2 separate regions of the Homo sapiens genome follow, and region 2 is linked to region 1. A link is a loop called in an ENCODE intact Hi-C map of the cell type or tissue named here. Cell type or tissue: chondrocyte. All regions are shown on one strand. Links, peaks and the distances in the headings refer to the core of each region. The heading gives the core; the rest is flanking DNA.

The links. A loop is a pair of places that touch in the nucleus more often than their neighbours do. Peaks named below come from ENCODE experiments on the same cell type or tissue, not always from the same donor. Only the 100,000 strongest peaks of a DNase experiment are listed, where the experiment ranks them.
Region 2: it touches region 1 in a loop (6-fold over the local background); 6 of 110 quality-filtered maps call a loop at or near these places.

Annotation. Positions count from the first base shown.
Region 1 is chr5:1,636,111-1,651,702 of GRCh38, reverse strand. No RefSeq gene overlaps it. Among named protein-coding and RNA genes, the nearest start is that of MIR4277, 65 kb to the left of the region's middle. RefSeq lists a silencer at 6,688-6,737 and enhancers at 7,686-8,348, 8,389-8,940, 8,941-9,493. In chondrocyte, for the core only: CTCF peaks have their summits at 6,613 (motif pointing right), 9,727 and 9,931 (motif pointing right); DNase peaks (open chromatin) are centred at 6,352, 8,762, 9,012 and 11,122.
Region 2 is chr5:1,203,854-1,213,483 of GRCh38, reverse strand. It overlaps SLC6A19 (solute carrier family 6 member 19), which reads right to left. Exons shown (of 12, transcript NM_001003841.3): 2 at 4,598-4,738; 3 at 2,903-3,040; 4 at 1,000-1,181; 5 at 1-21. Among named protein-coding and RNA genes, the nearest start is that of SLC6A19, 7.1 kb to the right of the region's middle. RefSeq lists an enhancer at 8,858-9,421. In chondrocyte, for the core only: CTCF peaks have their summits at 4,155 and 4,361 (motif pointing left); DNase peaks (open chromatin) are centred at 993, 4,643, 6,343, 6,743 and 8 weaker places.

The DNA of each region.
Region 1 (15,592 bases), core at 3,584-11,583:
TTCCAGCCCCACCTTCCCCAGGCCTCACCCCTCCCCATCCCCCACTCTTCCCAGGCCCTACCCTCCCCAGGCCTCACCCCTCCCCATCCCCCACTCTTCCCAGGCCCTACCCTCCCCAGGCCTCACCCCTCCCCAGGCCTCATCCCTCCCCAGCCCCGCCCTCCCCTGACCCCACTCTCCCCAGCCCCACCCTTTTCTGGCCCTGCCCTCCCCAGGACCCACCCCAGCCCTCACGGTGCGTCTGTCCAGCGAAGCTGTCTGGATCCCATGGCTGCACTGCCAGGTGGTGAGCTTCCAAGCCCTGGGCTCCCAGGACTCTGTCACTTTAGGGATCCCCTCCCACCCACCTCCAAACTCCTCATACCCCCCACCACCCTCACCCGAAGCCCCTGCTTCCCCACACCCGGGATGAACACCCAGTAATTAAGATGTTCAAGTATTTTCTTTCTTTCCATTTCTTTCTATTTACACACCTTCAAATTAAAATTGGAATAAAGTCGTCTGTATAACTTAATGCTCTCACTTAGCACGACCCTCTCATGAGTGTTTTCTCATGTTACTGGAAGTTCTTCAGCAGCACTGTCTACCTGTAGCGGCTGCCGAACACGACAGGATTTGCATTTGCCAGAATCGATTGAACTACTTCCATGAGGTTGGAAAGACGGACATTTAGGCCCTTTATTTCTTTATTTTATTTTTACCAACATTTTCTAAATGCTGCAAAATGAACACCTGGACCGTTTTGTTGTTTACTTGTTTACTCCTCCACATAGATCAGGGGTCTGCAAACGTGCTCTGCAGACAGCTAGAGAGTCAGTATTGTGCTGGGGGCGGGGACGGGGAAGATGGTCTCCACCGCACACTCTTCCTTATTCGCTAATCGTTTTCACAGTAACGGACCATTCCGAGCTCTTGGCCGTGCAGCAACAGGCCACAGAGCGGATTTTGACCACTTGCCAGTTTATCACCCTAAAGGCAGCATTGCTAGGTCAGCCACATTGGAAGGCTTCTGGTGCATATTACCAAACCCCTCTCCAGAACAAAATTATGCTGATACTTTTGCTACTAGTATCTGAAAACGCATATTCCTCTGAATATTTGCCAACATTGACTATTACTATTTTTAAGCAAATTGCTAAATTCATCGTTAAAACTCAAATTGCATCTTCCTGGGTTGTTGTGATTCTATTTCCACATCTAACTTCATTCGATTGCGCCTTCCTTCTTCCCGTAAGACCTCTAGACACTGAGGACATCAGATGTCAAAACCGTCACAGCGTGCTTCCGGTTTTTGTTGGATTTTGTTTGTTTTGTTATGGTGTTTTTTGAAGTGTCACAGGGTTTAATGTCTTTGTAATCAAATCTAAAATTTTTTGAAAAGTGTTTATTGATACATAATAATTGTACATATTTACAGGGCAGTTGTGATATTTTGATTGTGCACACAGCATGTAGTGATCAAATCAGGGTATGTAGTATATCCATCACTTGGAACATCTACTCTTTCTTTCTGTTGGGAAGATTCCAGTTCTTCTAGCTATTTTGAAATATACAGCGGACCAGGTGCAGTGGCTCACACCTGTAATCCCAGCGCTTTAGGAGGCCAAGGCAGGTGGATCACCTGAGGTCAGGAGTTCGAGACCAGCCTGGCCAACATGGCAAAACCCTGTCTCTACTGAAAACACAAAAATTAGCCAGGCATGGTGGCACACACCTGTAATCCCAGCTACTCGGGAGGCTGACAGGAGAATCGTTTGAACCCAGGAGGCGGAGGTTGCAGTGAGCCGAGATCATGCCTCCACTGCACTCCAGCCTGGAGTGAGACTCTGTCAAAAAGAAATAAAGAAAGTAAGAAAGAGAGAAAGAGAGAGAGAGAGAAAGAAAAAGAAAGAGAGAGAGAGAGAGAAAGAGAGAAAGAAAGAGAAAGAAGGAAAAGAAAGAGAGAAAGAGAGAGAGAGAAAGAAAGAAGGGAGGGAGGAAGGGAAGGAAGGAAGGAAGGAAGAAAGGAAGGAAGGAAACAGTAAATGATTGTTGCCTTTGGTCTGTGAACTGTTCTATGGAACATTGGAACTTACTCCTTCCCCTGACTGCATGTTTGTGCCCCGTAACCAGCCTCACTTTCTGTCTGCCTCTCACCCACACACCCTGCCCAGCCTCTGGGAACCACCAGCCAACTCTCTGCCTCTGTGAGAGCCACTCTTTCAGTGCCCACAAATGAGTGAGAACATGGTACATTTGTCTTTCTACCCCGGCTTACTTCCCTTAACATGACAGCCTTCAATTCCATCCATGTTGTTGCAGACGACATGATTTCATTCTTGTGTATGGCTGCAGAGTATTCCATCGCGAATAGATATCACGTGTTCTGTATCCATTCATCCATTGATAGGCACCTAGGTTGATTCCATATCTTTGCCATTGTGAACAGTGCTGCAGTAAACAGGGGGGCCCAGATTCCCTTTCACACAGGATTCCCTTTCCTTTGGATAAATACCCATCAGCGGGGATGGCTGGATCATAGGGTAGCTCTATTTTTAATTTTTTAAGAACTCAATCCTGTTGTCCATAGCGGCTGTACTCATTTACATTCCCACCTACAGTGTGTATGGTTCCCCTTTCTCCACATCCTCGCCAGCATTTGTTATGGTTTTTGTTTTTAATTAAAGCCATCTGAACTGGGGTAGATGATACCTCATTGTGGTTTTGATGTGCATTTCCCCAATGATTCATGATGTTGAGCATTTTTTCGCTTGCTTTTTGGGGCCAATATCCAGAATACACAAGGAAATCAAACAACAGAAAAAAATAGATAAATAAATAATCCCATAGAAAGTAGACAAAAGATCATTTCTCAACAGAAGACATATAAGTGGCCAAAAGGTTTATGGAAAATTCTAAGCTTTTAATCTTTGTGTTCCTTTCTTGTTTCAAGCAGTGTTTCTCTTTTTCTTTCCTTTTTTTTTGAGATGGAGTCTCACTCTGTTGCCCAGGCTGGAGTGCAGTGGTGTAATCCTGGCTCACTGCAACCTTTGCCTCCTGGGTTCAAGCGATACTCCTGCCTCAGCCTCCCAAGTAGCTGGGATTACAGGCATGCACCACAACGCCCAGCTAATTTTTGTATTTTTAGTAGAGACAGGGTTCCACCATGTTGACCAGCCTGGTCTTGAACTCCTGACCTCAGGTAGTCCTCCCACCTTGGCCTCCCAAAGTGCTGGGATTACAGGCATGAGCCACTGCACCCAGCCCAAGCAGTGTTTTTCAAAGCCACGTCTCAGGACCACCTCAAGAATGCAGACATGAGGGTGGGATCAGCAGTTCTGGGGGGGGTGGGGGAGCTGAGCGCCCCACCAAAGAAACGCTCACCTGTTTTGCAGAGCAAAGGATTCCACAGGGGGAAAAACAAAAAGCAAAAACAAGAACTTCCTGATCACCTTTTATTTTTGAGACAGTCTCAGTCTGTCACCCAGGCTGGAGTGCAGTGGTGCAATCCCAGTTCACTGCAACCTCTGCCTGCTGGGTTCAAGTGATTCTCATGCCTCAGCCTCCCAAGTAGCTGGGATTACAGGTGCAGGCCACCACGCCCAGCTAATTTTTTTTTTTTTTTTTTTTTTGTATTTTTGGTAGAGACAGGGTTCGCCATGTCGGCCAGGCTGGTCTCAAACTCCTGATCTCAAGTGATCTGCTCGCCTCGGATTCCCACAGTGCTGAGATTACAGGCATGAGCCACCACGCCCGGTGGCTGATCACCCAAGTTCTATCTGCTCCTCCTGGAGCCTGCCAGAGCCTTCCCACCTGGAAGCATCCGAGGGACTGAGGCTGGGATTTGGGGGAAAGGAGGCTGTCTGAGGAGGCCACAGCTGGTGAGCTGCCGGGATAGACCCACAGGGCCTGGGGTAACAGGCAGGGGTTTGGACACTGTCTTTCGAGTGACAGGGAGATGCTGGTGGGCACCAAGCAGGGTGGTGGTGCCATTACCTTGGAAAGTGGAAGGCTGCTTCTGCCTCAGAGAGCCATGGGCTGGAGAGAGGCGCCCGTGGGCTAGAAACCTCACACGATTAAAACGCCTATGACAGAAGGTTGGAGGGTGGCTTTTGCTTGTAAACATGATTTTTATTATCATTATTATTACTATACTTTAAGTTCTAGGGTACATGTGCACAACGTGCAGGTTTGTTACATAGGTATACATGTGCCATGTTGGTGTGCTGCACCCATTAACTCGTCATTTACATTAGGTATATCTCCTAATGCTATCCCTCCCCTCTCCCCCCACCCCACAACAGGCCCTGGTGTGTGATGCTCCCCTTCCTGTGTCCAAGTGTTCTCATTGTTCAATTCCCACCTGTGAGTGAGAACATGCAGTGTTTGGGTTTTTGTCCTTGCGATAGTTTGCTGAGAATGATGGTTTCCAGCTTCATCCATGTCCCTACAAAGGACATAAACTCATCATTTTTTATGGCTGCATAGTATTCCATGGTGTATATGTGCCACATTTTCTTAATCCAGTCTATCATTGATGGACATTTGGATTGGTTCCAAGTCTTTGCTATTGTGAGTAGTGCTGCAATACACATACGTGTGCATGTGTCTTTATAGCAGCATGATTTATAGTCCTTTGGGTATATACCCAGTCATGGGATGGTGGGGTCAAATGGTATTTCCAGTTCTAGATCCCTGAGGAATCGCCACACTGACTTCCACAATGGTTGAACTAGTTTACAGTCCCACCAACAGTGTCAAAGTGTTCCTATTTCTCCACATCCTCTCCAGCACCTGTTGTTTCCTGACTTTTTAATGATCGCCATTCTAACTGGTGTGAGATGGTATCTCATTGTGGTTTTGATTTGCATTTCTCTGATGGCCAGTGATGAAGAGCATTTTTTCACGTGTCTGTTGGCTGCATAAATGTCTTCTTTTGAGAAATGTCTGTTCATATCCTTTGCCCACTTTTTGATGGGGTTGTTTTTGTCTTGTAAATTTGTTTGAGTCCTTTGTAGATTCTGGATATTAGTCCTTTGTCAGATGAGATTGCAAAAATTTTCTCCCATTCTGTAGGTTGCCTGTTCACTCTGATGGTAGTTTCTTTTGCTGTGCAGAAGCTCTTTAGTTTAATTAGATCCCATTTGTCAATTTTGGCTTTTGCTGCCATTGCTTTTGGTGTTTTAGACATGAAGTCCTTACCCATGCCTATGTCCTGAATGGTATTGCCTAGGTTTTCTTCTAGGGTTTTTATGGTTTTAGGTCTAACATTTAAGTCTTTAATCCATCTTGAATTAATTTTTGTATAAGGTGTAAGAAGGGATCCAGTTTCAGCTTTCTACATATGGCTAGCCAGTTTTCCCAGCACCATTTGTTAAATAGGGAATCCTTTCCCCATTGCTTGTTTTTGTCAGGTTTGTCAAAGATCAGATGGTTGTAGATGTGTGGTATTATTTCTGAGGCCTCTATTCTGTTCCATTGGTCTATATTTCTGTTTTGGTACCAGTACCATGCTGTTTTGGTTACTGTAGCCTTGTAGTATAGTTTGAAGTCAGGTAGTGTGATGCCTCCAGCTTTGTTCTTTTGGCTTAGGATTGTCTTGGCAATGTGCGCTCTTTTTAGGTTGCATATGAACTTTAAAGTAGTTTTTTCCAATTCTGTGAAGAAAGTCATTGGTAGCTTGATAGGGATGGCATTGAATCTATAAATTACCTTGGGCAGTATGGTCATTTTCACGATATTGATTCTTCCTACCCATGAGCATGGAATGTTCTTCCATTTCTTTGTATCCTCTTTTATTTCGTTGAGCAGTGGTTTGTAGTTCTCCTCGAAGAGGTCCTTCACATCCCTTGTAAGTTGGATTCCTAGGCATTTTATTCTCTTTGAAGCAATTGTGAATGGGAGTTCACTCATGGTTTGGCTCTCTGTTTGTCTGTTATTGGTGTATAAGAATGCTTGTGATTTTTGCACATTGATTTTGTATCCTGAGACTTTGCTGAAGTTGTTTATCAGCTTAAGGAGATTTTGGGCTGAGACGATGGGGTTTTCTAGGTATACAATTCTTACAAACCCACTTTCAACTGAATTTGAGAGCGGGGAAGCTGGGAAGGAAAGCCCAGGTGTAGACGGCCTGGGTCCGCTAGCCCCGGTGCTGGCTGGATCCGGAGGCCTGGTGGGTGTGCGAAGAATTTCTGTCTCGGTCTTTCCCGCCAGGATCACTGAGGCTGAGCATGACCGTGCTGGGCGCGGCTTCCTGCTGGCGAGTTGGATGTCTGCCCCTTCGCCAGCTTTCCACAGGGCCGCTCACGACTCTGGTCTCCACCGCCCTCCAAGGGGTCCTCCCTTCTGTCCCTGCACTGGCGACGACAGCGGTCCGTCCGGCCCCGACAGAGCTCTGAGGCCTCCTGCAAGCCCCGCCACTGCCCAGGATGGAGGAAGGCTTCGGGGAAGCCTTCCCAGGCGGGATTCCGCCGGACCCGGGGGACCATCCACAAGAGAGTGTGGGCAGCACGCAGGACGTCCTGAGAAGACGCTTGCTCAGCTGGAGTGTTTAAAAACAAACCGAATAGCGTCAGCTCCTGGGGACTGCAGGAAGGGAACAGGCTCAGGGCCAGCAGCGCGTAAGCTGCGGCTCCGAACTGGGGACGCGGAGACCACACGGTGGCGCTGTGGGCCGTGTTTCCCGACACTGCAGCGCGTTAGTTCGTTCCCGCGGTTCTCACCCTTAGCCCCCAGCAAACTCTGCAGCAGAGGAAAATCAGATCCACCTGCCTGCGGGGTGCGGGGGAGCTCGCTTTCAGCAAACTCTGCAGCAGAGGAAAATCAGATCCACCTGCCTGCGGGGTGCGGGGGAGCTCGGTTTCAGCAAACTCTGCAGGAGAGGAAAATCAGATCCACCTGCCTGCGGGGTGCGGGGGAGCTCGGTTTCAGCAAACTCTGCAGCAGAGGAAAATCAGATCCACCTGCCTGCGGGGTGCGGGGGAGCTCGGTTTCAGCAAACTCTGCAGCAGAGGAAAATCAGATCCACCTGCCTGCGGGGTGCGGGGGAGCTCGGTTTCAGCAAACTCTGCAGCAGAGGAAAATCAGATCCACCTGCCTGCGGGGTGCGGGGGAGCTCGCTTTCAGCAAACTCTGCAGCAGAGGAAAATCAGATCCACCTGCCTGCGGGGTGCGGGGGAGCTCGCTTTCAGCAAACTCTGCAGCAGAGGAAAATCAGATCCACCTGCCTGCGGGGTGCGGTGGAGCTCTGTTTTATGCCTTGAAATGCATTTGCGGCATCCCGTTGTAAAACTGCCCGTGAACGCAGCGTCAGGCGCTCGTTTAAACAGGAAGGTAGGTGCTCTAAGACATCACTGAGAGAATTAAAAGTAACTACATAGCAGGAACAGCACGATCTCGTTTGAAGATTTTATTTAGAAACACCAAAAAAGGTAAAACGGGTAGTGTTCTCTAGATGGAGGAATAGGAATTCGTTTATTTTCTTATTTTTGCATATATATGTGTAACTTTAACACCAGTACTCTGAAAATCACTGAATATCAGAACATCTTCTTAATATCTGAGTACCCAGGGCGGGTCCGAGGACGTCCCCAGGGAAACTGTCCCTTGTCGGGGTGAGTGGCCCAAAGGGGCCCCTTTGGGATGGGGGAATGGGGACCCTCCCTCCCCAGGGTTTCCCATCCAAGGAATTTCACTGGAGGCCGGAAGGCTTCAGAACAGTTTTTCCTCCACTCTTGGATGATTTTCTTGGACTGCCCCAGACCATACAGCCCCTGTCACTGAGCAGTGTTTTGATGCTGACAGCCAGCTCCAGTTTCTGAGCTACCAGCTTCAGCCTTGCTCCCGGGCACTTGTGAAAAAACCCTACCTGGGCCCCGCGAATCCACATTCTCATGCTCATTCTGATCCCCGGTGACTCAGGGCCACATGGGAGTCTGGGAAGAAACAGCTCTGCCGGGGCAGGAGCATCTGCAGCCATGATGCCCCCAGCCAAAGCACAGAGGGTTGTGCCCTCTCAATGGGAGTGTCAGGGGCAGGGACTGCATCCCCACCTGTCACCTGTCCACCTGCAGCATCTGAAAGAGGTGTAGTTGTTAGTATATTGGCATTACTAGAATCTCATTGCAAAACATTTCTATCACCCTGAAAAGGAGCCCTGGATTCACTCCCAGCTCCCTCTCTCCGCAGCCTCCGGCTGCCCCCAGTCTGCTTTCTGCCTCCATAGAGCAGCTTATTCCCAGCATTTCATATGAACACCATCACAGGACACGTGGTTGCTTTCATGTCTGGCTCCTTTCATCTAATAATTTTTTTTTTTTTGAGGTGGAGTCTTGCTCTGTTGCCTAGGCTGGAGTGCAGTGGCGCAATCTCGGCTCACTGCAACCTCCGCCTCCCAGGTTCACGCCATTCTCCTGCCTCAGTCTCCTGAGTAGCTGGGACTACAGGCACCTGCCACCATGCCCGGCTAATTTTTTTGTATTTTTAGTAGAGACGGGGTTTCACCGTGTTAGCCAGGATGAGTCTCAATCTCCTGACCTCGTGATCTGCCCATCTCAGGCCCCCAAGGTGCTGGGATTACAGGCGTGAGCCACTGTGCCCGGCCTCACCTAATAATTTTTCTAATAATTTATTCAAATAGGCATCAAGCTCCACACAGGCACAAGGGCCAAGAGGTGCCCCCAAGGGCTCGTGTGTGGGGCGAGGAGGCAGGTGGTCCTACAGAGGGGGTGGTCCTGCAGTGCAGGTGAGTGCCGCACATGCTGGTGGCATCACCAAGGCCGGGACTGCGCTGCAGTAACACCCACCTCCCACTGGCTCAAAGCAAAGGGTCTGTGTGTCACTCATGTCGCTGCTGAACCCGGGCTGGGTGGCCCTCCCACAGCCCCCAGGGCTATGGTCTCTGGGTCACAGAGTGTCGCTGCTGAACCCGGGCTGGGTGGCCCTCCCACAGCCCCCAGGGCTACGGTCTCTGGGTCACAGAGCAGGCATAGGAGCTGCCTCAGCCCAGCCTGACCCCCAGCCCTTGTGCCCACAGTTTGCTGGGCAGAGCTGATGGCGGCCCCACCCTGCCTGTGGAGGAGTCCTGGAGGTGTGGGAGCAGCAGCAGGCCAGGCTGGCCCAGGCCCCTCCCTTTTACTAAAAGAAAAGCATCTCATGTGGGAGGTAGAAAGGGCAGAGCTGGGGAGGGTCTCATTGCTGGTTTCAAACTCTTTTTGCCAAATACTTTTTGTCCACACCTAACCCTCCACAGGAGAGTGGCCAAGATGCCCGGCTGCTCATAAAAGAGGCCCCAGAGCACCCCTCCCCCGTCCGCCATGTGAGGACGCAGTGACACAACTAGGGAAGCCGGTCCTCGTCCTCACCACACACGGAATCTGCCGGTACCTTGATCTGAGACTCCCCAGCCTTCAAAGCTCTGAGAAATGCATTGTTGTTTCTAAGTCCCCCAGTCTATGGCATTTTGTTATGGCAGCCAGAACTAAGCCAGGCTTCCACATGTGCATTCTGGGAGGACGCAGTTCAGTCCCTCACACTTGCTCTTCTCTGTTTTCCTCCTTATGTTCCTATCCTTCATTCTGAGAATTTTCTTCTGACCTACTTTCCAGTTATTCATTATTTTTCAATGACATCTAAACTATTTTTAAACCCACTTATTGAGTTCTGAAACGTTGCTTGTATTTTTTCCAGGCAATCATTTTTGTATTGCATTTACAAATAGGCACAGAGATAGAGACTGCAATGAGAAAACAGAGAATGCAATGAGAAAAGTTGGAGTTCTAGAAAGAAAGTGGAGGGAGAATAGGAAAAATACAATCAGAAAAAAAAAATACAAATCTTTCCTTTTCGTGTAATTTTTATTTCTCCACTGAAGTTCTTGACCTTGTCTTTTTCTTCTCATGGACAATGTCTCCAGCGCTTTCTGCAGCCATCTGAGGGCGCTGTGTCTGCATTCTCGTGTAGACGTTTTCATTTGCAGTGTCTCCAGTCCTTTCTGCAGCCGGCCTCTGAGGGCGCTGTGTCTGCGTTCTTATGTAGATGTTTTCATTCGCTGGGTTTCTCACCACTTACACTCGCGCTGCCATCTCTCCATGTGTGCCTGGCTCTTTCTTTCTTTGCCTGACATTCTATTTGCAATGTTTTGGAAGGAGAATCTGAGGCCAGAATGATGGCTCCTCCAGAGAGGGTGAGCCCGAGTGCCAGCAGCTTGGAGGGGCAGGGCGGCGGCTCTGGTGTCCTGCGGTTTGCGTGGGCTCTCTCTGCACTTACAGTCACAAAAAGACAGTATCTCAGGCAGGAATTCTCGCAGGGTGCATGCTTCTCTTTTGACAGTTTAATGTCACGCATGGGTTCCTTTGTAAACATCAGATCAATAGCAGAGTTCCAAATTAAAACATTAGGATAAGAAGCCCATGTTGATTCATCCGTCCCTGGAATGGCCTAGAAGACGGGGCACCTGGTGTTCGGGGATGCGTCTGTCTCAGGCCGGTCTCCATGGGTCAGGTAGCCTAGGGTGGGAGGAGGAGGGCGGCGGGCAGCCTAGCGTGGGAGGAGGAGGGCGGCGGGCAGCCCCACAGCCGGGATCCAGGAGAAAGGAAGGGCCACTCACTTTCTCTTCTTCACAAAGTCCTGGGAACGCAGGGAGGGGAGACGGGGTCTCGCTCTAAAAGGCAGCTTTGTAGCCAAACTGCTCCCTCCAGGCAGGAAGAGAATCCCCGCTCAGAAGAAAGGTGGGCCACCCCTGATGACGGCAGGTGGCCCCAAGTGTTTGGATGCGGTGGGCCCCACTGGTTTGGGCCTAACCTCAAGCGGCTGCTAATGGTTCCATGATACTTTTCCCGCTAACACTTCACAGAGATGTCTGACTGATGTCCACTGCTCAGCCGCACCCCCTGAGCTGGTGAGCATTCAGGCAGAGCACCCACCTCTACTTTTCTCACCCCTAAAATCAGAGACTGGTTCTAAGCTGGTGCAGCCACCGCCCCTGCGTGCCGGATGCAGGACTTTCCCTGCCAACACTGGACAGTCCCAGCAAAGCAGACGGTGGGTCGCTCTGTATCTCTGAAGAACAGCTGGGCCTGCGTGTGTCATTCTCAGGCATCTGGCCCAGGCCTTCTCCTCCAGGAAGGTGGGGAGGGGCTGCTCGGCTCCGGGCACTGCCAGGGGCCGTGGGCCCCACATCCTTTCCAGGCTGTTCCGCAGCATCTGCCTTCATACTCACAGCCACCGCGGCGTGCGTCCCAGGGGTTCTCAGAATAGAATTCTGTGCCTCTCTCGCCTCTGGAAGTGACCGTGCTCTGTAGGAAAATATCACAGCACGCCGGCCTCAAAAGGCCATGACGTGGCTCCAAACGCTGTAAGTATGTCAGTTGCTTAGAACAATCAGAAAGGGGCAGAACAAGCTGAGGTATAGAGTCGGGGGTCAGGGAACAGACAGCATCTCTTGTCTTGCAGAGAGACTGCTAGCAATTTGCAAGTTTACGTGAAAAGCTTTGTGATTTTCCAACACCCTGAGTAGTTCTAGCCAAAATGCGTGATTGGCCTCACACTAGACGCTTGCTGTAATTGTGTCTCTGTATTAAATTGACCGTCCTTTGGAGCTTCAGAATGGACCAGGAGGAAAAGGTAAATACCAAGCTCGCTACAACCTCAGAGGCATCAACGCCCTCCTGCTACAGACGCATCTGTTCTCACCTGGCTCCTGCCAGCTGCCCTGGGAGAGGCCACAAAATGCCCTCCATGGACAGAAGACCTGAGAACCTTCGGGGCTCCTGCTGTCACTCACTGTGTTGAAGAACCGCCCGGTCAGCACGCTGGGCCCTATACACATACACACACGGCTCTGCGGAGGACGAGGAAGGGCCGTCAGATGAGACTTCACCGTGAAAAATGTGCAGAGACACAACAATCTCGCTGAATGAAAACTACAGACTCTAATTTATAAAAACTGTCTGTTTCAAAAGCCCCAAATGTTTACATTCTCCGATTCATCATTCCTTCTTCTAATTTATTTTAGGAAATAATGCAAAGTACTCACAAAAAAAATTTATACAGAAAGATGTTCATTGCAGAATTCATTATAATAAAGAAAACCTGAGTACCCAGCGTCAGCGTGGTGATAACATGCATACAAGGGAATATTGTGCAGCTTCAGTTAGTTCTTATTACATTTCATAGGCATCTTAAGTGCTTTGTGAACATTGGTGTATAGATTTTTTTGTTTGGTGTAGATGGCAATAATTAGATGGGTGCAAGTAATAAAAACAGGACGTAATTTTAAAAAGATTGAGTGACAGAAAAAAATGAAACAATGTTTAAAAAACTTTTTGGTTATTATATTATCACTACAAGGCCCTGTCTCCTTGCTCCCTTCTTTGGGGACGGTTCTGGCCTTGCCTGGCCCGTGGGTGGAAATTGTGGTGCTCCAAGTGCCTTCAGCTGCTGCTGGGGTCCCAGGAGCCCAGCCTAGGTGTTCTTCCGTCCTCACCACCCCATGGCCTCCATGGAGCCCCACAGCAGCCTCAGGAAGGAGGGCAGTATCGTCAGAACAGAGTCCTCATGGACCCCCAAGAGACCCTTGTACAGAATGCCCCATCCAACCCAGGTCCAGCTTCACTCAGCTCCTAAACAGGAGCACGGCTGCAGGCCGGCTCCACGCACCCCGTCCCCAGGGAAGCCACAGCCTCCATCCCACACATCCCAGGCAGGCATCTGTAACTGAAGGCAGCATGCTCGGGTAAGCAGCGAGGCACACACCAGCTGGGCGGGGAGGGGTGGCCCTGAGTGGTCGTCTTGCTCAGTGCTGGAGGGGCTCCGAGCCGAGGGTCCAAGGGTCCTGGAGCTGCCATGGCAGATCCCCACAGCCTGGGCAGCTCGAAACAACAGGGGCTCATTCTCTCCCTGCTCAGCAGCGAGGGGTCTGAAATCAAGGAGTCCACGGGCCGTGCTCCCTCCAGAGGCTCCAGGGGAGGACCCTCCCACCTGTGCCAGCTTCTGTGGCTCCAGGCGTCCCTGGGCCGCGGCTGCATTGCTGCGCCTCTGCCTCGGTCTCCAGGTGGCCTCCTACTCTGTCTGCGTCTAACCTCCCTCTGCCTCTGTGTAACCTGCCTCTGCCTCTTGCCATGCGTTTAGGGCCAACGGGTTAATCCAGAATGACCTCCTTATCTCAAGATCTTTAACTTAATCACGGCCACAAAGACCTGCCTCCTACCTGAAGAGAGGTCCTGTGCACGGTTCCAGGGTCAGGAGGTGAACACCCGGTGGCCCAGCCTCAGCCACCCCAGTGAGAATGTGCGAGGTTTCAGAATGGCCGTGCTGCCCTGTTAGGAGCTATACACGCAAAAAGGCAACTCCGTCAGCGTCAGGGGTGCTGGATGCGTGCGGGGATCAGATGGCGTCGGATTTCCCAGGAAGCTGGGGAGCAAGGGTCCTGCACCAAGGGAGGGAGGAGGCCGGAGACCAGCCCAGGCCCAGTCCAGGAGGAGCCTGGCCAGGAGTCCCACCAAAGCCACTGGAGCCTCCAGTGACCCAGCCCTGGAGGGTCAGCGCTGTCCCTCAAATGGATTCCACTTCACACACAGGTCTCCCTGTCTGTGGGGGCTGCAGGGCCGGTGCCTGGGGAGCCCAGACTGCTGGAAACCTTCGGGGTGGCAGGCTCCAGATGGGACTTCCTGGCTTGTGTTTATGTGGAGCCCAGGCTGTGGGCGCCACAGTCAGGCACAGGTTAGGGGTGAGTTGTGGGTGATTTAAGAACTAGAAGCACAAGTAATGGCCTGACCCCCATGTCCCGGCTGTGCTGTGCGGTGGGAAAGACACGGGCTCGGGCGGCTGCTGGGGGTGGCCTGGCCTGCACCTGCTGGGGGTGGCCTGGCCTGCACCTGCTGGGTCCACCCCTGGCCACTAGGCTCACCCAAGGACAGTTGGTGACTGCCTGCCTCACTCCTACCGACCCTCAGGGGCCTAGGGGTCCCGTGACGGGGGGGAGGCTAGGAACCATGCTGGAGGACATGCCTGTGCCAGGGCCACTAGGATGTCTACAGCAGGAGCCGGTGCTAGCAAACCCCACACCCTGAGCCCCAGAGCCAGGCTCCTCAGCCCAGGAAAGGGATCACAGGCAGGAAAACCACACGGAAAAGGCTGTCCCATGCAGTCATGGCTCCCCCACCACTGCCCACACATGGAAGGCAGCCGCGGCTGGGAGAAGCCATCTTCACAGACATGCCATCCTTGATGCTCTCACACATGCGCACAGACGCGCCATCCTCTCCCACAACCCCGCCACCCCGGGCAGGCCAGGAAGTCCCATCTGGGGCCTCCCACCCCGAGGGTTGCCGTCAGTCTGTGTGCCCAGGCATCAGGGCCTGCCGCCCCCACAGACAGCGAGACCTGTGTGCGAAGTGGAATCTGTCCTAGGGACAGTGCTGACCCTCCAAGGCTGGGTCACTGGAGGCTGCCCGGGTCCAGTGGCTTTGGTGGGACTCCTGGCCAGGCTCCTCCTGGCCTGGGCTGGTCTCTGGCCTCCTGCCTCCCTTGGTGGAGCACCCTCGCTCCCCAGCACCTCCCAGGTTCACACAGCTCCTCCCTGGGGCCACACACTGACGCAGGGGCAGGAGGTGGGCCATCCTCTCCATGGACTGAAGACCTTGTCCGAAGGGAAAGAAAGGCCGGCCCAAGGCTTGGCTGGAAGAGTGGGTCTTGGTAGCAAAGGCGGCTCGTGGGGGCAGCCCACGCGAATGCTTCCCCGGCGCCCTGAGCCCCTGACCGCGGCTGAGCCTGCTGTACTCTGGCCCCTCTCATGGAAAGATGACCTGGGTCTACCATGCTCAGTATCACCCAAAAATTCCTACAGAAGTCTCTTGGGACAAGAAAAGGCCTTCTTCCCTCCCTCCTCCTTTCCTCTTCCTTTCTTTCATCAGGGAACAGCTTCCGGCCACCTGCACTGTTTGGGCGCCATCATAAGGAGCCGTGACGGCCTTCACAGAGCTCCGGGGCTCACGGGTGTGGCTGACCTGCCACAAATGGGGCGACAGAGGAGAGGGAGGGTCAGGCACCGATGGCTCAGGAGGGAAGAGATCCCTTCTGTATGGGGAGATGGGGGCTTCCTGGAGGGAGCCGGGGCGAGGGGCTCACCAGGGTGAGACATCCAAGGGACCTGGGGGACCGGCCATGGGACACTGTGGTCCCACGTGGCTCCTGGATGCGCTGTGTGTTTGCTGAGCTGGAGGGGACAGGGAGCCCACGTGTGGGAGAGGGAGAGGCCATGCACGCCCTGAGTCGGGCTTTACAAAAACCTTCTGGCGGCAGCAGGAGAGGAGCCACGCAGAGGCAGAGCCAGGGAGAGGCGGTGGGGTAGTGAGGGGGATGTCGGGGTGCACGGGTTAGGAGACCCCCAAGCCCTGGGACCTGCATGCTGATGGTCAAGGTTGCAGAGGCGGCTGCTGTGGTGACCACAGGGCAGGGAGAGGCAGTGGGGTAGTGAGGGAATGTCGGGGTGCACAGCACCAGACCCTCCTAGATCTTCCGATTCAGTCCTGGGGGGACCCTACCCCAGATCTTCCAATTCAGTCCTGGAGGGACCCTACCCCAGATCTTCCGATTCAGTCCTGGTTCGGCCTGA
Region 2 (9,630 bases), core at 1-8,000, 430 kb after region 1:
CGTGGAGGTGATGTACACGGCCTGCGGAGGGCGGGACATGTGGGATGGGCGGGAAGTTGGGGGGCCAGGCATGCGGTGGGGGCGGCACGTGGGGGCGGGGCATATGGGGGCGGGGCATGTGGGGAATGGGGGCCAGGCCTACGGGGGGCGAGGCATGCTGGAAGGGTGGGGAGGGGGCCAGGCCTGTTGGGGGGACAGGGCATGTGGGAGGGGTGGGGATGGGGGCAGGGGCTGTGGGGGGCGGGGCCTGCGGAGGGCAGAGCATGTGGAATGGATGGGGATGGGGGGCCAGGCCTGTGGAGTCCGGGTATGTGGGATGGTGCGGAGGGGGGCCAGGCCTACAGGGGTTGGGGCATCTGGGGAAGGGGGCCCAGGGCGACGGGGGGCCGAGCATGTGGGACGGGTGGGGACGGGAGGCAGGGCCTGCGGGCGGCTGGGTATGTGGAATGGGTGGGGATGGGGGGCAGGGCCTGCGGGAGCCTGGGTATTTGGGATGGTGCGGAGGGGGGCCGTGCTTGTGGTGGGGGGCATGTGGGACGAGTGGGAACGGGGACAGGGCCTCACAGGCTGCCGGCCCACCAGAAGAAAGGGATGGCCGCTCTGGACCTCGTACCAAAGATTCCCATGTAGGGGAAGATCAAGCCTTACTCTTCCATTTCCACTTTCCTGTTTTATCATCACCATCATCACCATCATCATCATCATCGTCTATCTCTTTCTGGTAGTTTGTATTACTCCTACATAACGCTAAGTGTCGTGTGGGCCAACGTCAAGTTCCTGGAGCCCCAAGTCTGGTCATTTCAGGAAACCTGGGGCAGGCAGGGCCCCTCCCGCCCAGGCCAGTGAGCCTAAGGGCAAAGGCAGCTCTCTTGGTGGGGTCTGGGGAAAGGCAGAGCCCGGGACCCCCAGACCTGGGTTTTAGAGTGCAGCCGGCCGGAGGCAGGGCTGCCCGCACCCGCCCTCTGGAGCACCTGCAGCCTGGCCGGGCCCATGCAGTACCTTCCCGGTGGTCTCGATGCCGCGGATGGTGCACATGTACAGGACGCTCCATGCGCAGGCCAGGCACAGCAGCATCCACCACTGGATGGAGCCCGAGTCGCTGATGGACGTGGAGATGTTGAGCGTCTCTCGGTACCAGAAGTAGTCCACAGGGGAGCTCCTGGCGCACTCGTCCACATACCCTGGGGAGAGGGCCATTCACACACCTCAGGGTACGGGTCCCCCAAGGGAGGAGAATGGAAGGCCCTGAGCTGGAAGAAATGCCAGCCACGTTCCAGAGGCCTTGACACCAGTGACACGCCCACACGTGCACATGAACACAGGCACACATGCTCACGTGCACGCACATGCATGCACGCACACAGCACACATGCACAGCTACACCCTCGTGTGCACATCTGGTCCATGCACCTGCACACCCCACACATGCACATGCACACACACACACAGCACACACATGCACAGAGGCACACATGCTCACATGCACGCACATGCACGGACACACAACACACACACATGCACACAGGCACACATGCTCACATGCACACACATGCTCACATGCACACACATGCATGTACACACACAGCACACAAGTGTGACTGTACTCTCGCGTGCACATCTGGTCCATGCACCTGCACACCCCACACATGCACATGCACACACACACAGTACACACATGCACACAGGCACACATGCTCACATGCACGCACATGCATGTACACACACAGCACACAAGCGTGACTGTACTCTCACGTGCATATCCGATACTGTACCTCTACACCCCACACATGCACATGCACACAGCACACATGCTCACGTGCACACACATGCATGCACACACAGCACACACATAGCACACATGCACAGCTGTACCCTTGCATACACATCTGGTACACACATCTGCACACCCCATGCATGCACACACCTTTGTGAGCACACGAGCACACATTCCTACACAGGTGCACTGGTTAGAAGGCTCCAGCCCCAACAGTCAGGTGCACCCTGGGCCTCACGCTGCTCCCTCTTCCCTGTGCAAGTCTGGCAGCCTCAGAGTGTTTGCGCTCCCGGGCTGGGGCCCTTGCCTGCAACTGCCCACTCCACACACTGTCACCACTGTGGGCCTCTCTGGGCTTGTGGAACCATCCTGAGACCTTTCTAAAGGGGAAGTGGTCTAATTCCAGAGGACCCCACAGCCCCGGAGGCAGGAAAGGGCCCCGACAGTCCCAGCGAGCAGTGAGGGTTGCACGTATCGTGGGAGGACCTGTCTTATTCCAACCCCAGGGGCCATCTTGCCGGCCCCGACAGAGCAGCAGCATGCAGGGAAGCCCCGCTGGCCCCGCTGTGCTGGTCGGACCAGAAGCCGGTGGTGACCAAGCCGTTCAGGCCCCAGGACCACGTGTGAATCGCCGTGAGCTGATTGCATGTCACACGTAGAGGGTCTGCCCCCTACGCTCCCTCCCTGGGCAAGAGGGTTCTGGAAGGGCCGGGGTGGGAGGGCAATGCGGGCCCCACATGGGCAGGACAGACCCACCTGTGCGGAGCAACGCAGGGATGCATGGGGCGGGAGGCGGCAGTCCTGACACCATGTCCCTTCCTAGAGAATAGGGAGCAGCCTCCCAGCAGCCTGGGGCTCCAGGCTGGTGACCGGGGGCCCTCAGAGCAGGCACAGCCCCCCCGGGCTCCCACGCTTTCCTCCCAAGGGTCTCATCCTCCACCACGCCCCCCACACAAGAGCCACCACTTTTAAGGTCTTTTCTTTCGTGCTGTCATTTTTTGACACCCTGTTGCCTTGGGGCTCTGGTTTCTGCCACGCCTGACCTGAGTTTCCTGAGGCCATGTGCCTGCTATGAGAGACACAACAGCCTCACAGGTGAGACGGATGGGGCTGCTTGCAAGGACTCACCTGTCTGGTTCTCGTTGAGCGGGCAGTCGCTCCAGGGCAGAGGCTCCTGGAAGGAGTTGAATAAGTACCACATGATCCAGGAGATGATGGTGTTGTAATACAGTCCCACCATGAAGGACGTGAGCATGGAGGCCAGGCCTGCAGGGAGGCTGCTGCTGAGGCTTGGGGCCGAGGCACACCCTCCACTGGCCACCCATCCCCACTCTGAGCAGGAGGTCCCAGGGCTGGCACAGGGTGTGGCTGGGATGGGCTACTCCAGAATCTGAGGGGCCGACCCAGTGCAGGCCGGGATCATGCAGCTGATGCCGTGGTGCAGCCTGTACACGCCTTCCAGGCTCACACCTTCCTGGCACACGCCTGCCCTGCACACGCCTTCCCGGCTCACACCTTCCTGGCACATGCCTGCCTGGCTTGCCCCAGGCATGGGTCTCACCTGCCCAGTGCAGCCTCCAGCAGGTGCATCCAGGCCACCGCCTTCGCAGAGAACTTTTGATGTACCAGTAGCCTGGTTGCTGCCTACGGGCTGGGGGACTGCCCACTTGGCCCTGACCCAAACCGGGAAGCCCCCGTGGCCCAGGACAGGTGGGTGGGCTTCAGGAAAGCCTTCCCTGTGGAGGACTCATGAGAGGGGAGACAACAGAAACTGCAGAGGGGAATGTTCTCAATTATTTGGGGACAGCTAGGCAGGATGGAAAGTGTGCTATGTAGTACATGCTTTACTGAAGTTTCAAACTCAAAACCAAATGTGTGTTGTGAATATGTGAGTGTGAGATGGGGAAGAGAGACAGGGGGAGAGACGGAGATAGGGGAAGAGAGAGAAGAGGGAAGAGACAGAGAGAATAGGAGGGGGAAAGAAAAAAAGACAGAGACTGAGAGGGAGAGAGAGAGAGGAGGAGGATGAGAGAGAGGGGGGAAGGGAGAGAATAGGAGGGGAAAGAGAGAATGACAGAGACAGAGAGAGAGGAAGAGAGAGGGAGAGACAGAGAGAGGAAGAGAGAGGGAGGAGGGAGGTCTTGGATACTCAGCGAGAGGGTGTGGGCTCTGCCCTGGGCCTGGAGGGAGGCCTTGGAGACTCAGGGAGAGGCTGGGATGAGGGTGTAGGCTCTGCTCCAGGCCTGCAGGCTTCCGAAGGGCAGGTGCTTCCTGGACTCAGACTCCTCTCTGGAGTGGACCCTGCCCTTTCCTCCTCCGTCTTTCACCGTCTGCCCATATTCTGAGGGCTTAATGAGCCGTGTCCTCTTGGTGAGGCTGCACTGGGTCTGCTCCTGGGCCCCAGAGCTTATAAATGAGTGACTATGTCTGGGGGTGTCAGTGCTGGGGACCTCCTCACTAGGTGTGGGGGAGTGGACACAGGAGGCTGGTGCCCCCTCCTGGGCCCTGGGCTCTCGCTGAGCGCCGCCATGGGCAGGGCTTGAGTGGTCACTCTGCTGTCCAGTGTCTGGACCCTCCTGGGCCCTGGGCTGCCAGGGACTCGGGCGGCCTCTGCTGGCCTGTCTGGTTCCTGGTGAACAGGAGTGGCCTGGAGTTTCCAAAGGCCTCCAGGAGATGAAGCTGGGACCTTTGTTGCACCAGAAACAGACAGGGAAGGCAGAGCAGGGGCACCGAGGCCGGCAAGGCGAACCCTGGGCCCGGGTGGAACGGCTTCCCAGCAGAGGCGACCCCTGGGCCCGGGTGGAACTGCTCCGAGGCACTCACCTAGGCCCTTCAGGGCCGGGTGGATGGAGCTCCACACACCCAGGCTGCCCCGCCGCAGCCGCTGCCCGATGGCGAACTCCAGGTACAGCAGGGGGATGCCCTCCAGGACCAGCAGGATGAGGAACGGGATCATGAAGGCTCCTGCAATGGGAGGAGTCCACCATGCCTGAGAGCCGTTCCCGGGGGAGCAGGAAGGCCTCCCTCGGGAGCAGGCATTCACAGCAAACCTTGCAGCCCCTATGGCCGGCCCACCACTTGGGAACAGAGCTGAGATGGAGCAGCCAGTCCATGGGATCAGGGCCAGAGCTGACTCCACGTTCTAGAAGCACTGCTGGGCAGCTGGACATTCCTGACCATCACACAGGCTGAGGTCGCCTATGGGACCTCTGGACGTTGCTGTCGTTAAGGGAGGTGTGGTCCATGCCTCACGCGCTCTGACCAACATGCAACCACAGCCGCTGCCTGGGAATCGACCTCCCCACCCACCCCCTGGCAGTCCAGGAGTCCCACGGAGGAGCTGCTTTTGCCTGTCCAGCCAGGGGCTTCCAACAGCAGCGTGCCACTCCTGCCCCGCCTGTGCCAGCTGCACCTGCCACGTCCCTCCTTGGCTTAATGAACGTTCTGTGGATTTGGCATGCCTGTGGGGAGAGGCTGTTTCCTGGCAATCGTGTGTGGCCTCAGTGGGGAATTAGGGTTTAATGGGGACCGTTTTGGTTCTTAAGACAGAGTTCTAAAGATGGACCTGAGCCCAGGTGCTGGTTACATGGCATTGTGGATGTCTTTAATACCACTGAATTGTACATGTAAAAATGATTAAAATGGCAAATTTTACATATATGTATTCAATAATAATAAAAAATTGCAAAAAGGAGAACCACGTTGAGACATTTCTGCTTCTGCTGTGACAACGGTCTTGTCTTATGGGGGATCTACCCACCTCTGCACTGCTACCTCTTTGCTCTAAAAGGACACCTTCAGCTATCATTCTGGGGCTAATTCTCTAATGTGGAACAGTGTAAGATCACCTTTGAAATATGATGCTATTTAATCTTTGTGAAATTGTGGTCATTCAGTCTGGGCTAGAACTGTAGCAGGAAAGTGGGACTGTCCAGGCGCTGACAGCCAGGAGACAGGTGACTCACTCATGGTCTAAACCGAGGGCCACGTTTAGTGTTTCAACTGACTGGAGAGTTGTTTGTTTGAAAGTTGGTTTGAAATAGATAGAAGATAGGGATGTGCTGATCCTGAGAGGAAGCCGAGTGGCTCCTGCCATCATCAGGCGCAGAGGCTCAGAATCAGCCTGGGACCGGGAGAAGAGATTCAGGAAAAATCGCAGATGCTTAGAAGGATTTCACACTCACATTTCCTCACATCTTTAAATTCTGTCTCTTTTAAAAAACCAAAGCTGAAAAGCATAGGTCAGCTTCCTCTCAGAGCTCAGCGGCAGCCAGCACCCAGAGAAGGGGCCTGGCCGCGCCCATGAACTCCACTCGCCCGGCCAAGCGGGCTGCCCTGACCGCTCCCTCTGCGGGTGGACGTACGGCCTCCCAGCTCAGCCACAAGGCCCCCAGGCTACACACAGGATGAGGTGCAGCCACTCCTGGGCATCATGACGGTGCCCAAGGTGCTCGGCAGAGGGCGAGGAGGGACACAGCCTTGGCAGGGCTCCCATCCGGCCAGGGCAGCGTGGACACCGGTGGGTCCTTCACTCGAAGGTGGAGAAGGACGAGGGTCAGGGAACAGCAGAGGTGAGTGCAGGCCGTGGCGCCCGGCTTCCGAGGCTGGCCTGGCACCGCGCAGTGCGTCTCCTACCTGAACCCGAGCACCCTGCTATGGGGACGCGGAAGCAGCTCCCGTCGCGCCTGCCCCAGGCTGGACGGAAGGGCCACGCTGCAGCCGGGGTGAGCACAGCGAAGCCGACAGCCTTTGGGACCGAGGTCAGCAGCTGCAACGGCGCAAGAATTCCAAACACAGCTGTGGCTGAAGGGCCTGGGGGTGTGCAGGTCCCAAACCCCAGTGAGCCTGATCCCGACATGGGTCCTGTCTCCTGGGGGCCACCTTTGTGTCCCGTGGTGGCTGACCCTGAGAGGGAGGGCTGTGGGGATGCTCACATGACACTGGGGTCCCAGCGACAGCCCCTCCTCACGCTGCGTGTCCCTGGGGCCTCTCAGGAGGGACGCGTGACCCGCCTGCCTGCACCCTCCCCACCAGCAGAGCCAAGCCCCCATCATCCTCCCGCCCCCCAGGCTGGGCACCCTCACCCTCCTTCCCCACACACGTGTTCCATTTGTCCTTCTCCCACCAAATCTCTTACACCCTGAGCTCCCTCCATTCCATCCCCATCGCCTCCCTTCCCGACCCAGCCACTGTCTCCTTAGCCAGCAGGGCCATGTCAGATCCCAAACTACCATCCTCAGGGGATGGCACAGCACATGTGTGAGAGACAGAGACACACACAGAGACAGTGACACAGAGAGACAGAGACAGAGAGGGAGGCAGGGAGAGAGAGAGACACACACACAGAGACAGAGTCACAGAGGGGGAGATGGAGACACACAGAAAAAGAGACAGAGAGACACACACACAGACAGAAACAGAGAGAGACAGAGGAGAGAAACAGACAGGGCGATGGAGAGAGAGAGAGAGAAGGAGGGAGGGAGGGAGAAGCCAGGTACTGGAGGCTGTGACTTCCTCACTTGGCCCCTGCCAGCCTCTCTCACTGCTCCCTCTCCCAGTTTAACACGGAGCCTTTTCTCTCCCCTCCCTCTGTGTCCACTTGGTGCCTGCCTGTTGAGTGGAGCAGGGCCCTCTGGAGCCCAGCACCTCTATCCCCACACAGGCCCCTCTCTCTGAGCTGGGGTTCCAGGGACAGGTTCCTTCAGAAGCAGGAGCTGCAGGTGGCAGCAGCAGAGCCAGGTGTGTAGGGTGGGCTGGCGGGATGCTGGATTCATCGAGAGATGAAAGGCAGAAGGGAATGGTAGCCAGGTGCAGGAGATGCTCACCAGCGGGTCCCTATGGGAGGGTGTGGGGGCTGCAGGCTCACCTGCAGGGACACCCAAGACCCCAGCAGGGCCTGCTCATTAGGTTAAAATAAGAAAAGATTCACTCCTCCAATTTTTTTTTCCCAAGAGCTTGATTTGAAACTCTTCCAGACAAAACTACCAAGAAAAAGCAAGTGCATGATCCCCAGTGTCCTCCACCCTCTCCCTTCCCTCCACTATGCCCTAACCCTAAATGCTCGGGTCTTCCTATCGCTTCATCTCCATTGAGAAAACTCCTACTCATCCTTGAAAACCCCACCAGGGTGTCCCCTCTTTTGAGAGTCTCAGTTGTTGCCCTTGCTCCTGGTGGCTCTCCTTTCTGAAGGTTCCTCCGGGCAGGAGACCCTCAAATCCCCAACCCCTGGGGCTCAGGCTCAGCATGGAGCAGTGAACAGAGAGGACTGGGGGTGGGGGGCACACACCCACTCCACCCCAAATGCAGCCCGGAGGCAGCCAGGCCCTCCGTTGCTCCCAATGAAGGAGGCTGTCCTGCCCCAAGAAACTCAAGGAAAGCCAAGCATTCTTGACAATTAAAGCCACCAGAATATGAATATTTGTCTTTTAAACGCAGCGACTTCTTCCTAGTGTGGGGTGAGGTGCAGAGGAAGGAGAGAAGGAAAGGGGCGGCCAGCGCCCAGGGAACACTGCGTGGCTCTGCCTGGTGGGGCCCTGCAGGGCGCCTGGACGTGGTTGCAAAGGTCCCTGGAAACCAGGCCTCTCTGCGGCGCTGCAGATGTTGGCTCACTCAGGTGGAAGCAGGTAACCGAGAGAATGGGGTGGGGACGTGGCCAAATGGAAAGCACCCAGAGGGAAAGAGACACTGGGCACAGAAACAGTTCCTCCTGTCTGTCCTTGAAAAAGTAGGAAACCAGGAGAGAGGGGGAGGAGGGAGCTGCAGTTCTCACGCAGGGACTAAGCTTCCCCTTTTTTCTCTCTCCAGCAGGTGGTGTTTGTGGCACCAAGTAAATGCTGCATGGATTTTTGCTAAGAATTAGCTGCAGATGGACTAAGGGGAAAGCTGACCCCGGGGCCAGGCGTTGAGCAGCAAAGAAGAGACAGCTGGAAACAGCTGTGCTGGCGCCACATGGTCCTGGAAGGGGTGGCTCCTCCGGCTCCCGCACGCCACCTCGCTCACGGACACCATCACTGCCCTGTGCAGAGGAGCTGGGGGGGCAGCCCCTGAGGGGCCAGCTGTGGGGTGGGCTCTATCAGCAGCCACTGACGGGGACACACGGGGCAACTGAGGTTTCTGGACGGACACAGGTGGGCATGAATGCGTCTCCGCCTGCGCCACCGGCACTGCGGGGCCCTGCCGTGGGGATGTGGTGCTCCCAGGTGGGGGTGAGTGGGGTGAGCCCTGGCTGACCACGCCTCACGGCTTTTGGTTGCTGTTCCTGCACACCTGCCCACTGCCCCCAGCACCACCCTCGGGGGGCTCCGCCATCACACCCATTTCCCAGGTGAGAATGCCCAGGTGCAGCACGCCCTTGAGACGGCTCAGGTGAGTGGGGCGGCTGAGTTTGGAAATGCCCTTCCTCAGGAAAGTGTCCCTTGAGCCTGCCCACCTGGCACAGGCTCTCCAAGGAGGGCAAAATCTGTTAAGACACAGGAGACTCGGAGGCACGCGTAAATGGTTTTTAACCTCGAAGGACAATCCCAGACACTCAGGAGGCTTCCAAGAGGGAACCAGGAGGACCTGGCTGCCTGCTTCCCCTCGATTTGGTCTCGATGACCCGCATCAATTAGGAAATCTGGTGTCACTGACAAGGCATGCATGCTGGGGCCCTCACTAAGATGCACAGAGAGAGAGTGCGCTGTCTGTGGGTGTGGCCTCCCAGGGACGCAGCCTGCCCCACTGTTTTGGTGCCCATGAGGCCCCCAGGAGCCATAGGAGGGGACCCTGTGTCGCCGGGTCCTTTCAGCTGCCTCCCTGAAAGCTCCCTTGTGGCAGAGCTGCGGCCCAGATTGGATTCACCAGGAGACGGGTGCCCT